2 separate regions of the Homo sapiens genome follow, and region 2 is linked to region 1. A link is a contact called in ENCODE Hi-C or POLR2A ChIA-PET data. All regions are on one chromosome and are shown on one strand. The core of a region is the stretch at or near the end of the contact, and the rest is flanking DNA. Distances in the headings are between cores, read along the strand shown. Region 1 has its middle 54 kb from the start of TPD52L1. Region 2 holds the start of TPD52L1 (TPD52 like 1).

What was found. Hi-C counts contacts between places; a loop is a spot of excess contacts on that map. ChIA-PET counts read pairs that join two places held with the same protein, here RNA polymerase II (POLR2A). Pooled maps may share reads with other maps.
Region 2: a map of HCT116 shows a loop between it and region 1 (5-fold over the local background). The contact joins the promoter of TPD52L1 here to the enhancer-like site in region 1. A Hi-C loop is called at or near these places in 2 of 168 maps with a recorded cell type or tissue (HCT116 and PC-9) and 2 of 50 pooled maps. POLR2A ChIA-PET finds 5 or more read pairs at or near these places in 3 of 52 experiments (CD4-positive, alpha-beta T cell, HEK293T and WTC11).

The regions. Positions count from the first base shown.
Region 1 is chr6:125,096,835-125,102,791 of GRCh38, reverse strand. No RefSeq gene overlaps it. Among named protein-coding and RNA genes, the nearest start is that of TPD52L1, 54 kb to the left of the region's middle. Within about 2 kb of position 3,036, at least 5 of the 41 ENCODE cell types and tissues checked have a DNase peak (open chromatin) inside an H3K27ac peak, as active enhancers do.
Region 2 is chr6:125,150,220-125,156,176 of GRCh38, reverse strand. It overlaps TPD52L1 (TPD52 like 1), which reads right to left and starts at 2,404. Exons shown (of 7, transcript NM_003287.4): 1 at 2,207-2,404. The coding sequence starts at 2,225. RefSeq lists an enhancer at 1,021-1,608.

The DNA.
Region 1 (5,957 bases), core at 1,787-4,286:
CACACACATATATGTACACACACACTTATATATATCACATTTAGGACATACTTATACTAAAAATTACTGCTTGTCTATCTGAAATTAAAATTTAACTGAGTGTATTATATTTAATTGGGCAACCCCTTGGAAGTGTTTTTCAGGGCCAGCAATGAGGCAACAGGATATTATCACGTTTCCCTTATTTCTTTCCTTTGCATGTTTCAAAGTAAATTGCATACACACAGAAATTCAAAGACGCTTTAAGAAATCTTTTGCTCAAGAAGAACAGTATTTTGTTTTGAAGGATGTAATTGAAACGAGGAAACTAGGAAAGCATGCAGCTTTCCTTCCTTTTTTTTCCCTTTTCCTTCCTCTCTCTTTTCTGTTATTACTCTCTTTCTTTTCTTTTACTTTTTACTTCCTTTCTTCCTTCTCCCTTTGTAGAGCACATATTAAGGGCCAGGACTTGTGCCCTGTTGGGGATAATTGTCCCTGCCTTGAAGGAACACAAAGACCTGAAGGAAACTGTGAAAAGTGCTGTAATAGGTTGAATGGTGTCTTCCCAAAAGTTAATGTCCTCTTGGAACCTCAGAATGTGACTTTATTTGAAATAGGGTGTTTGTGGATGTAATTGTAGTATTTAAGTGAAGGTCTGTATTCCTTTGTTAGGGCTGTCATAACAAGGTACCACAGACCTGGAGTGGGAGGGACTTAAACAATAGAAAGTTATTTTCTCACAGTTCTGGAGGCTAGAAGTCTAAGATCAAGGTGTAAACAGGGTTGATTTCCTCTGAGGCCTCTCTCCTTGGCTTGCAGTTGGCCATCTTTTCTTTATGTCTTCAGCATGAACTTTCCTCTGTGTATGCCTGTGTCCCAATCTCCTCTTATGAGGATGCCAGTCATATTGGGTTAGGGCCCACCCGTATGACCTCATTCTACCTTACTTAGTTCCCTGTGTCAAGATTCTATCTCCAAATACAGTCACAGCCTGAGGCTGTGGGGATTAGGACTTCAACATATGAATTTAGAGAGAACACATTTCTGCCCCAAAGATGACACTGGATAAGGTTGGGTCCTATATCCAATGACTGAAGTGAAGTGAAGATACAGCAAGTCAAAGAATGCCAAGGATTGCTGGCAACCACCAGAAGCGAGGAGAGAGACAAAAAACAGATTCTCCTTCAGAGCCTCCAGAAGGAAACAGTGCTGCTGACACTTTGATTTCAGACTTCAGGCCTCTCTATGAGAGAATTAAGTTTGTTGTTGTAACCCACCCAGTTTGTGGTATTTTGCTACTTCTACCCTAGAAAACTAATACAAGTGCCTTGCTCAGTGGTGATTTACAAAGAGTCCTTAACAGAGGGGGCCATGGTGATGCACCCTGGATGGTACAGGCAGGATGGCATCTAGCAGGAGAAAATGCTGGGGCTGAGGACGATGGAGAAGTAGGAGTTAGGAGGAGGAGGAGGAGGAGGAGGAGGAGGAGGAGGAGGAGGTAGAGACCCAGCCTATGGGAGTATGCAGATGCACAGCTGCTTGACAGGGCCTGTCTGGATTACAGAAATAATAGAACTGAACAGTTGGAACTAACTTTAAATATAGGTTACATGGACCCACATTTCATTGCTGAAAGAGATCTTAGAGACTACCCTTGCACTCCTTGATTTTAGACCAAAGTCTGGGAAGGTATGTGGCTATGCCAATATCACAGAGCAAATTAATGTAAGAATTCAAGATAGGAATCCATTTGTCCTAAATCTTTGCCTAGTACTCTCCACAAGACCAGGATTGGAGCCCAGCCTTCACCAAGATCCACATACAGGGTATGTCTAATAACACAGGAGGGGCCCTAAACATGCTTACTACTACTACTACTACTAATAAACTGAATAAGTAATGTTGAATAAACTTTCAATGAATTGAATGTCAGAAAGAAAATAACTGGTATTATGCTATGTACTTTCATATACACTGTCTCATTTGATGGGAACAAAAACTTCTATCTGTTGTGTTATTATTCCCCAATTTCCAATTACTCTTTTAGAGTTGCAGATGTCAAAGGACAGTTTGGGTACCCTGCCTCAGAGTCCCTGGTTAACAAGAGAAGGGCTCTGAGAAGCAGTCTAGCTTGATAGCTCAGGGCTCCCAGGCCCAGGTTTAGATCACACCTCTGTCCTTGCAGACTCTGTGATGGGGGAGGTTATTCAGTCTCTGTCAAGGCTAATAAATAATGCAACAACGGTGATTCTAATAGTTTAAAACGGATCAGGATACCCTGATGTAGTGGGAAAAAACTTGCCCTTGGTATTCAAATCAGATTGATGATGCAACTCTGTCCTGACTTCACTTTCCTCATCTCTGAAATGGGAATAATGTTTATCTCATAGGGTTGTGAGGATTTTCCAGGAAAATCGCACACAACCCCGCACGTTTCTACTTGTTAAAGGAACTCAGCCGAAATTCTTGCCAGCTTTCGTCCCGACCCCATCCCCAGGGCTCCTCCTGGTTCCTGGTGGGCCCTCTTTCCTAGTCTATTTTTTTTAACTTTCTCTTCGTTTTGTCTTTCCTTTCTCTCTCCCTTTCATCTCCTTCTCCCCCCGTTACTTTTCTTTTGGGTTACCTTTTTAATGAGATGTAGAAAATGTATCAGCAGGTTTATGAAAAGTGAACTGGCAGATGGAAGATGTCACCATGACACTGAGGAAAACTGTTTTCTAACCCCCACCAAAGTAATTTAATTTACACATTTACTTCCTCAAAAAAAGAAAAAAAAAAGCTTTTATGCTTTCAGCACGCAGGCAATGGAGACAGCCTCGGGTCGTGTTGCCCACACGCAGGTGCTGCTAGCTGCCTCCCAGTCGCTCTCCTCGCGCATCTTCCCAGGGGACATCCGCCCTCCCGGGACTGTGCTCCGGACAGCGGGGGAGGGCAGAGGGAGGGGCAGGGAGGTGACAAGCAGCGCCCCGCAGTGTGCACCGTGCGCTTCACTCCGCGCTCCTCTCCGTGCACCCAGACCCAGAGCAGCCCCGCCCGGCAGCCAGCACAACTGCCCCGCGCCACAGGCCGCCGGCCTCTGCTTGCCAGGGCTGCGGGGGAAGAACATGCCCCCGTGCACTAGCTCCGCGTTCCCGAAGGAAGGTTTTCGCAGCCATGGGCAGTGGGCCTTTAGTCTCCCGCTCCGTGCAGTGGGAAGGGATCAACTGAGCGGCGCGGAGCCATCAGTGGTCTCTGCGTGGAGGCTGCAGCCCCGCCGACGCCCTCGCCTTCGCCCTCGCCCCCGCCCCCGCCCCCGCCCTCTATACTGTGGACAAAGGCAATCCGGATTTGTTTTTGTTTTCGTGGTTTTCTTTGTTGATGATGGGAGCTGGAAACTGGGGAGGAGAGAATTTTGCAGTTGTGAAAGGGCATCTCTCTCTTCCCTTACTTATTATTTTCTTCAAAGATAACAGAATTTCCCCATGGCAGGAACCGCAGACTGGCAAGCAGGAGACCTGAGTTTGAGTTGAGCCTTTGCTATGTGACCTCAAACAAACCATTGAACTGTATTTTTTATTTTTTATTTTTTAGTTTAGCTGGGCTTAGCTTTGTTGTTTTCTTTCCCACATTGTTTATAAAACGAGGATACTAATAACACCACAGAGGGGTTGTAAGGATTACATACACGTGAACAGACTATGTGAACGCATAGTAGGCGCTAGATAAAGATTTGTTTTGAAATTATCCATAACAACACCTCCAATATAAGGAATAAGAGACCTAGGAAGCCCAGAGAGGGCAAGTTAGCATGCCAGTTGGAGGATGAAAACCAAGGCTGGAACTAAGGTTTCCCATTTCCAGCTTCGTGTTCTTCCCATTTCCCACTCTTCCGCTGATTCTAACCTAGTGCACTTACAACTCTGGAGAAGGGAGACCCAGTTGGAATCCCTGGCTTCACCATTCTGAAGTTGAGGCGTCTTGGGCACGTCTCTTATAAAACTTTTTTGTTTTATAGTTTTGTAATTTGTTCCTCAAACGTTTCAATGCCTATGATGTACCTGCCAGTTACCATAGACGGTGGAGGGGACCCAAAAATGAATAGAACATGATCCGTGACCTCATGGAATTCACGTTCTTGCTAGAGGGCCTCATGCATAATATAAGCAAAAATAAATAACCAATCTGTTGGTGATTATATTAATAGAGCATGGTGGAAGGAAGAGTTCTGTTTAATGTCGGGGGTTGGGGGGGATCCCAATGTCTCAACAGTGAGCAAGGACTGGAGAGGTTAACTTGGAACGTGCTATCCAGGTTTCACCTCCACCTCTCACCTTTCCCCACACCTCTCCTCCTGCCCCAAGCTACTCTGTCTCATCCCACCCACCCACTCCGGGGGCTGATTCGTTCACTGCCCAGCCTGAGAGTGTTGATGACTGACAGTTCTAAGCTGAACCCACTCTGGAGTGTTCTCAGCTGAAAGGGTCACCTCCTCCCAAAGTCATGCTTCCAAGGGCAGCTCCCATTCAATGACTGATCTATGCAGAGTGTTAAGGCTTACTCTCATTTCAATTTGGGACAACTCTCTGCAGAGCCTTCCCAGCTTCAGGCTGATAGGTTATGGCTGATGAGCTCAGGCCTGTGTGGGGACTTCATTGCAGTCTAGTTTCTCTCCCTGCCCAATCCTGTTTATTTCACTCCTTCATAGATGTGCAGTAAACCTTAGCAATAAGCCTCCTGCATGCAAATTTCCATCTAGGAATCTGCTTCTCAGAAAACCCCATCCTGAGACAGAAGTGATAAAATCAGATTGTGTTTTTGTAGCATCACCCTAATAGCACTGTGAAGGATGCAGTGGACAGTGCCTATGGCCAGTCACATCACAGGCATGGGCAAAACAGAGGGGAAGCCTGAAGGCAAGAATCCCAATGCTTGCCATTATCTGAATAAGAAGGACAATCTGAATTAAAGGGTGAAGGTGTGAATAGAGAGGTTATTTAGGAGATATAATGACAGATTGAGCTAGGTTGGGTGAAAGATAGCCAGACAGGTCGAACTCCAGGTTTTTGTCTTGGGCACCTCATATCCATGCCCCAAAGGCTGCAATTCTCACCCTTACATATCTGAAGGTCTGAATGCCGAAGTCCACTAAAATATTTTTGGCCAAGCGTAAAATAGCTGTGTAACTTTTTTTCTGGACCAACTTTTGAGAATTTTGAAAAAAATTGTGAGTTTGACTCTCACATAGAGATATGCCATTCTCTTTTGGGGATCCATGATAACATGGGCATCCTCCTATGGGTGCTCAATAGCTATTTATTGAATGAATACAGAGAAAAAGTAAACTATTACCAAGGAAGTGATTTGGTTTTCATTAGCAAAGATGGGGAGAAGTCCAGCTGTGTGAAGAAGAATAGGGCCATTATTCATTTTGGAGCTGTCCTTCTGGCCAGCTGATCTGTACCTTTTTCTTTTGTCCATTTGCTTCACTCTAGTCTCATTGCAGCAGCCGGAATGATCCTGTTGGGACCTAGGGATGGCCATAGCACCCTTCTGTCTACAAACTTCAGTGGACTTTTCGTCTCATTCAAACTGAATGCAAATGCACTACAGTTACCCACCTACATTTGCAGCAATGCCCCCACCTCTCTGTTTATACTCATCTCCTCTCCTTCTATTCCAGCTGCTCTGGAGTCTTGCCTTTCTGAGCCCTTGTCTCTGCTGTTTGCTTTGCCTAGAATGCCCTGTTAGCTCATCAGTACAGCTCTCTCACCTCTCATACTTTTGCTCAAACTTTACCTTCCCAGAAGCCCATGCCCTTTTACCCCCACTATCTATCACTTTCCCCTGCTTTATTTTTCTCCCTTTCACTTCTATAATTTACTTATTTTGCTTATTTGTCTGATTCCTATACTAGAACGTAACCTTCTTATGGCAGACATTTTTTTGTCTCTTCTTCACTAATCTATAACCATGACTTGTAACAGTGTCTGGCATGTAAT
Region 2 (5,957 bases), core at 1,155-3,654, 54 kb before region 1:
AGTATTTATTAAATCTGTTCACTTTTCTCATATCCATTTGCCTTTTTACTAGTCCTCTTTACACCTAAAGTTTCCATCCAGTCATGAGGGGAAAGGAAGAGCACCACAGGACAGCTGGAGATTCAGGTGGGGACTGAAGTTTTACCTTTCCTCCAAAAGTCATAGGCTTTGAGTGAGAATGGGTCCCTCACAGCATCCACTTTGCTACTTTTTACCTATCTGGCTGTAAACAAGGAACTTATTAAAAAGTCATGGCAAAAATTGCAATTACTTTTGCACCAACCTAATACCTTCCATGCTTGTTTCCTCTCTGTAGAATGGGAATGAGAATATGAACTACCTCATGGGACTGCTGCGCACAGGAAATGAGTCCATCAATACATGCAAAGCACGAAGAACAGAGACAGGGACACAATAAACAATCTGCTCTTCTGATTATTGCATACTAGGGTTATAGTTTTTCAGGCTCTCGCTGCACTATGAGGCCCTTTCTTAGCATCAGCATGGCAGTGATTTTACATGTTATTTTTCAAATAGCTATCAAATTAATATTTGTCTCTTCCTCTACTGTAAATTTTATGAAGCAGATACCAAGTCTGTCTTTGCTCTTCTTAGCACAGTGCTTGGCAAAGGAAAGCACTGAAATATTTGTTAAGTAAATCTTGGAAGTAAAGCAAAGCAATAAAGCAAACCAGTGACACCAGTGGTTACCAGTCTGTAGTTTCGGATGTCTTCAGAAGTTGTATGAATGTTTCCTATCTGCTATAGTTCTTCTCCATCCTCACTAATATAAGCTTTCAAATATACCCATGTTCAGGTTCCAAAGATTCCAGTTTGACTGGGATGGGGTTGGCCAAGGCCAGTAATGAAGACTCTCTAAATAATTCTAATATGCAAGTCAGGTTGGAAAGCTCCGGTGCTGCTCCCACCAGCTTCAGTTCTGGCGTGAAGGCCTCCAACCTGACCTCTGCTTTTGAATTTGACCAACTGCCCTCACCCTTGGTTGAATTATCATTTCCTATCTACATAATAGAGGAAAAAATATGGGAAGCGGCAGCTTTACGGGCAGGACTTAGGAGGATGGAACAAACGAGTAAGGTTCGTGCTGTTCAGACAATTGTAATCCTGGCAGCAAACCTGTTGGGCGACTCCAGGCCCACGCAATCGCCAACCCACTCTCATTCAGGGCGTTCTGCCCCTAGAGGGCGAGCGCATCAGGTCATGAACCTTTTTTTTTTTCTTTTTAATGAGATTTTATCTATACTAAGAGCCAACACAGAGTTTCCTACTGTGTAAAAGAATGGTGGCTTTGATTGCCTTAAAGGCTGAACTCCGCAAGCCATCCCTTCTGGGCGTTGCTCCCCAAGGTAGATCACTGAGTCCGTTTCCTTCCCACTTGTCTCTCGCTCCACATCCGCCCACCTCTGCCCCTTTCCACGGTCCGTTTACCCCCATTCTTGAACGATTCCATCGGAATTCCCCAACCCTGTTCCAAGTGTGACCCCAAGATATGAGGCCGCCCTTCCTGAAGCCACCGCAGGCTCCTCCAGCAGGCAGCCCCGGGAGCAGGGAGCTGGGCGGCCGGGGGCCCCGCGCGCCACGGGAGGCAGAGGTCGCTCCCCGATCGCGGAAACCGGGACTCACGTGTGGATCTGCTGGAGGTCAGGGGGCCGGTAACGTTCACCTGGCCTCGGAAGGCGGGTCCCCGAGCGGGAAGCGTCTCGCGCAGCCGGGCTGCGGAGCCACCCCCTCGGCGGGCGATCCTCTCACTCCCTAACTTGGGAGCCACAAGCCGCGAGTCCACGGCGCTGGGCGAAAAGAGTCACATTCCCTCCCCACTCCCTCAAGGGAAAGGGAGCGAAACACGCTTTCCGGACCCGGCACAACAGGTCCTTCGGGCAGCCGCGAGGTTGGGAAGGCCAGGGGCGACTGGCTGCGGAAGAGGGTAGAGCATTCCACGGGCGCATTTCCTGAGGAGGGGCCTCTCCACTTACGGATCCCCTGTCACTTTATTGATCCCCAGACCCACAGCAAATCCTGAGTTTGGGCAGCAGGCATTATACCAAAGGCGCGGGTGGGAGTGGAGTTCTGGATGTGCAACACGGCACCAATCTGTTCTGTCCGAGAGCGAAGTTAGGTGGTGCAGGAAAAGAGCCTTTATGCGCGCCCCAGGACCTGACTCTCGGGGCGATCGGCGACCACTCACCTTGTGCCTGCGCCTCCATGGTGGCTGACTTCGAGCTGAGGGCGGCGGGGACACCCTGGTGCTTCCCAGAGCAGATGGCAGCTGCGCCCAGGCTCAGAACGCAGCTGGCCCCGCCGCTCGCTCCCACTCCTGGCACGCGTGTCGCGAGCGCTGCGCGGAGGGGGTTGGGGACGCAGGCAGCCGCCACTAGCCGCTTCTGGTTACCTCCGCCCCTTCCAGTCCACCTGGCCCAAACCAAGCTGGAACAAGCTCGCCGCTGGGCGCCACCTGCCGGCGCTCTGTACAGCCGGCGGAAGGCACCCACTCCCGGCGCTATAAGGGCATAACGCAGAGATATTGCAGGTTAGGTTCCAGACCCCCGCAATAAAGCGAGTATTGCAACAAAACGAGTCACACGAATTTTTCAGTTTCCTAATGCATATAAAAGTTACGTTTGCACTATGCTGTAGTCTGTTAAGTATGCAATAGCACGATGTCTAGAAAGAGCAATGTACCTACCTTAACTTAAAAAGATATTTTATTTCTAAAAAATGCTAAAGATCATCTTCACCTAATGGGAATCTTTTTGGTGGTGGAAGGCATTGCTTGGATGTTGATGGCTGCTGATTGATCCTGGTAGTGATTGCTGAAGGCTGCAATAGCTGTGTCAATTTCTTAAAATGGGACAACAATGAAGTTTGCTGCATCAATTGACTCTTCCTTTTATGAAAGATTTTTCTGTAGCATGCAATGCTGGTTGATAGCATTTTATCTACATTATAACTTTTTTCAAAATTGGAGTCAATCATCTCAAACCCTGCCATTGCTTTATCAACTAAGTTTATATAATTATAAATCTTTTGCTGTCATTTCAACAATGCTGTGAACAACTTCACCAGGAGTAGATTCCATTTCAAGTAACCATTTTCTTTGCTTGTCCATAAGAAGCAACTCCTCAACCATTCAAGTCTTATGAGATTGAGCAATTTACTCACATATTCAGGCTCCACTTCTAATTCTAGTTCTCTTGCTATTTCTACCATATCTGCAGTTACTTCCTGCTTTGAAGTCCTGAACTCCCAAAGTCATTCAGGAGGGTTGGAATCAACTTTTTCCAAACTCCTGTTAATGTTGACGTTTTGACTTCCTCCCACGAATTATAAATGTTCTTAATGGCATCTAGAATGGTGAATCTTTTCCAGAAGGTTTTCAATTTACTTTGCCCACATCCAACAGAAGAATCACTATTAATGGCAGCTATCTATTTATTTCTTAAATAATAAGGCTTGAAAGTCAAAATTACTCCTTTATCCATGGGCTACAAGATGAATGTTGTTTTGCCAGGCATGAAAACAACATTAATCTCTTCGTACATCTCCATCAACTGTTGAGTGACAAAGTATATTATTAACCAATATTAAGCAATAATATTTAGAAAGAAACATTTTTTGAGCAGTAAGTCTTAATAGTGGGCTTAAAAATATTCAATAAACCATGCTGTAAACAGATGTACTGTCATTCAAGTTTTGTTGTTCCATTTATAGAGCACAGGTGGAATATATTTAGCATAATTCTTAAGGGCTTTAAAATTTTCAGAATGGTAAATGAGCTTTGGCTTCAATGTAAAGTCACCAGCTACTTTTGCCCCTAACAAGAGAGTCAGTTTGTCCTTTGAAGCTTTGAAACCAGGTATTGACTTCTTTGTAGCTGTAAAAGTCCTTGGTAGCATCTTCTTCCAATATAAGGCTGTTTCATCCGTATTGAAAATGTGTTGTTTCGTGTAGCTACCTTCATCAATGATCTTAGCCAGATCTTCTGGAGAACTTGCTGCAGCTTTGACATCAGCCCTTGCTGCTTCACCTTACATTCATGTTATGGAGATGACTTCTTTCCTTAAGCCTCATGAGCCAGTCTCTGCTAGCTTCCAACTTTTCTTCTACAGATTCCTCACCTCTCTCAGGCTTTATAGAATTGAAGAGAGTGAGGGCTTTGCCCTGGATTAGGCTGTGGTTAAGAGAATGTTGTGACTGCTTTGATCGGGTTTGATCCAGACCACTCAAACTTTCCCCATATCAGCAAGAAAACTGTTTCACTTCCTTATCGTTTGTGTATTCACTGGAGTAGCACTTCTACTCTCCTTCAAGAAGTTTTCTTTTGCATTCACAGCTTGAATAACTCGTACAAGAGACCTAGCTTTTGGCCTATCTCAGCTTTCAACATGCCTTCCTCACTAAATTTAATCATGTCTAGCTTTCGATTTAAGGTGAGAGACATGTGACTCTTCCTTTCATGTGAATATTTGGAGGCGATTGTAGGGTTATTAATGAGCGTAACTACAATATTGTTGTGTCTCAGAGAATGGAGAGGCCTAAGAAGAGGGAGAGAGATGGGGAAATGGCTGGCTGGTGGAGCAGTCAGAACACACACAAGATTTATTGATTCAATTCACTGTCTTATATGGGCATGGATCAGGGTTCCCCAAAATAATTACAATGGTAACATCAAAGATCACTCATCCCAGATCACCATAACAGATATAATATAATGAAAAAGCTTGAAATATTGTGAGAATTACCAAAATGTGACACAGAGACATCAAGTGAGCACATGGCATTGGAAAAATGGCACCAATAGATTTGCTCAACATGGGGATGCCACAAACCTCCAATTTGTTAAAAACGCGATAGCTCACTCCTGTAATCCCAGCACTTTGAGAGGCCAAGGTGGGCGGATCACGAGGTCAGGAGATCAAGACTTTCCTGACTAACATGCTGAAACCCCATCTTTACTAAAAATACAAAAAATTGGCCAGGCGTGGTGGCACGCGCCTGCAGTCCCAGCTACTCGGGAGGCTGAGGCAGGAGAATCGCTTGAACCTGGGAGGCAGAGGTTGCAGTGAGCCGAGATTAGCCTGGGCAACAGAGCAAGACTCCATCAAAAAAAAAAAAATGCAGTGTCTGTGAAGCACAGTTAAGAGAAGCGCAATAAGACGGGTTGTGCCTGTAAAGGTCTGATACTATGCCCTGGACAGAGGAAGAGAACATGGTTTTACAATACTGAGCCATCACTCTTAGTGGAGATACGAAGGTAGGTTTCCACAAGCCGTGGTTCTAACATTTTTGTCAACTGATCAATACACAATTTTGTTTCTTTATATATTTTAGTTTAAAGACACCTTATTTCATGTATATCATGTATATTGTTGTTTCATTAACATTGAGCTAACAGCCAACAGCACTAAAACTCATACCAGAATCAAGTTTATTAAGCTTATTTAACATATATATTTTCTCTCTAAGGCACATCACAACCTTCTTGCACCTAGGAACACTAGACAGTACTTCAATGCTATCCTGGGGGGCCCAGAAAAATCACCAAAAAAAAAAGGTTTGTTTATAGACTGGAGAGATGAAACAAGAAGGCAGAGCTGCCTTGCTTTTCCTCAGCAGGAAACTTGAATCTTCTGGGGTCTCTATCCATGAGTCCCTGTAGGTTGTACTTGCAGGTTGATGAGACAGTCATGTTTTCAGACAGGACTAGAAATTCACAGCCCTGTTCCAAGGCTTTCCTGGTAATGAGATTAGAAAGCATGACAAGGAGTAAGAAATATCAGCTCCCATCTCTACTCCTCTGGCTTTGGATGTTACAGATCTCCCCTTTTTCTCAACATCTACACGATCTTCATCTGTAAAATACAATGTGGTACTTATTTACATTTGGTCTTGAATAGTTTGCCACTTGGGTTTTTGTTTCCTCTTCCTTTCTTAAAATA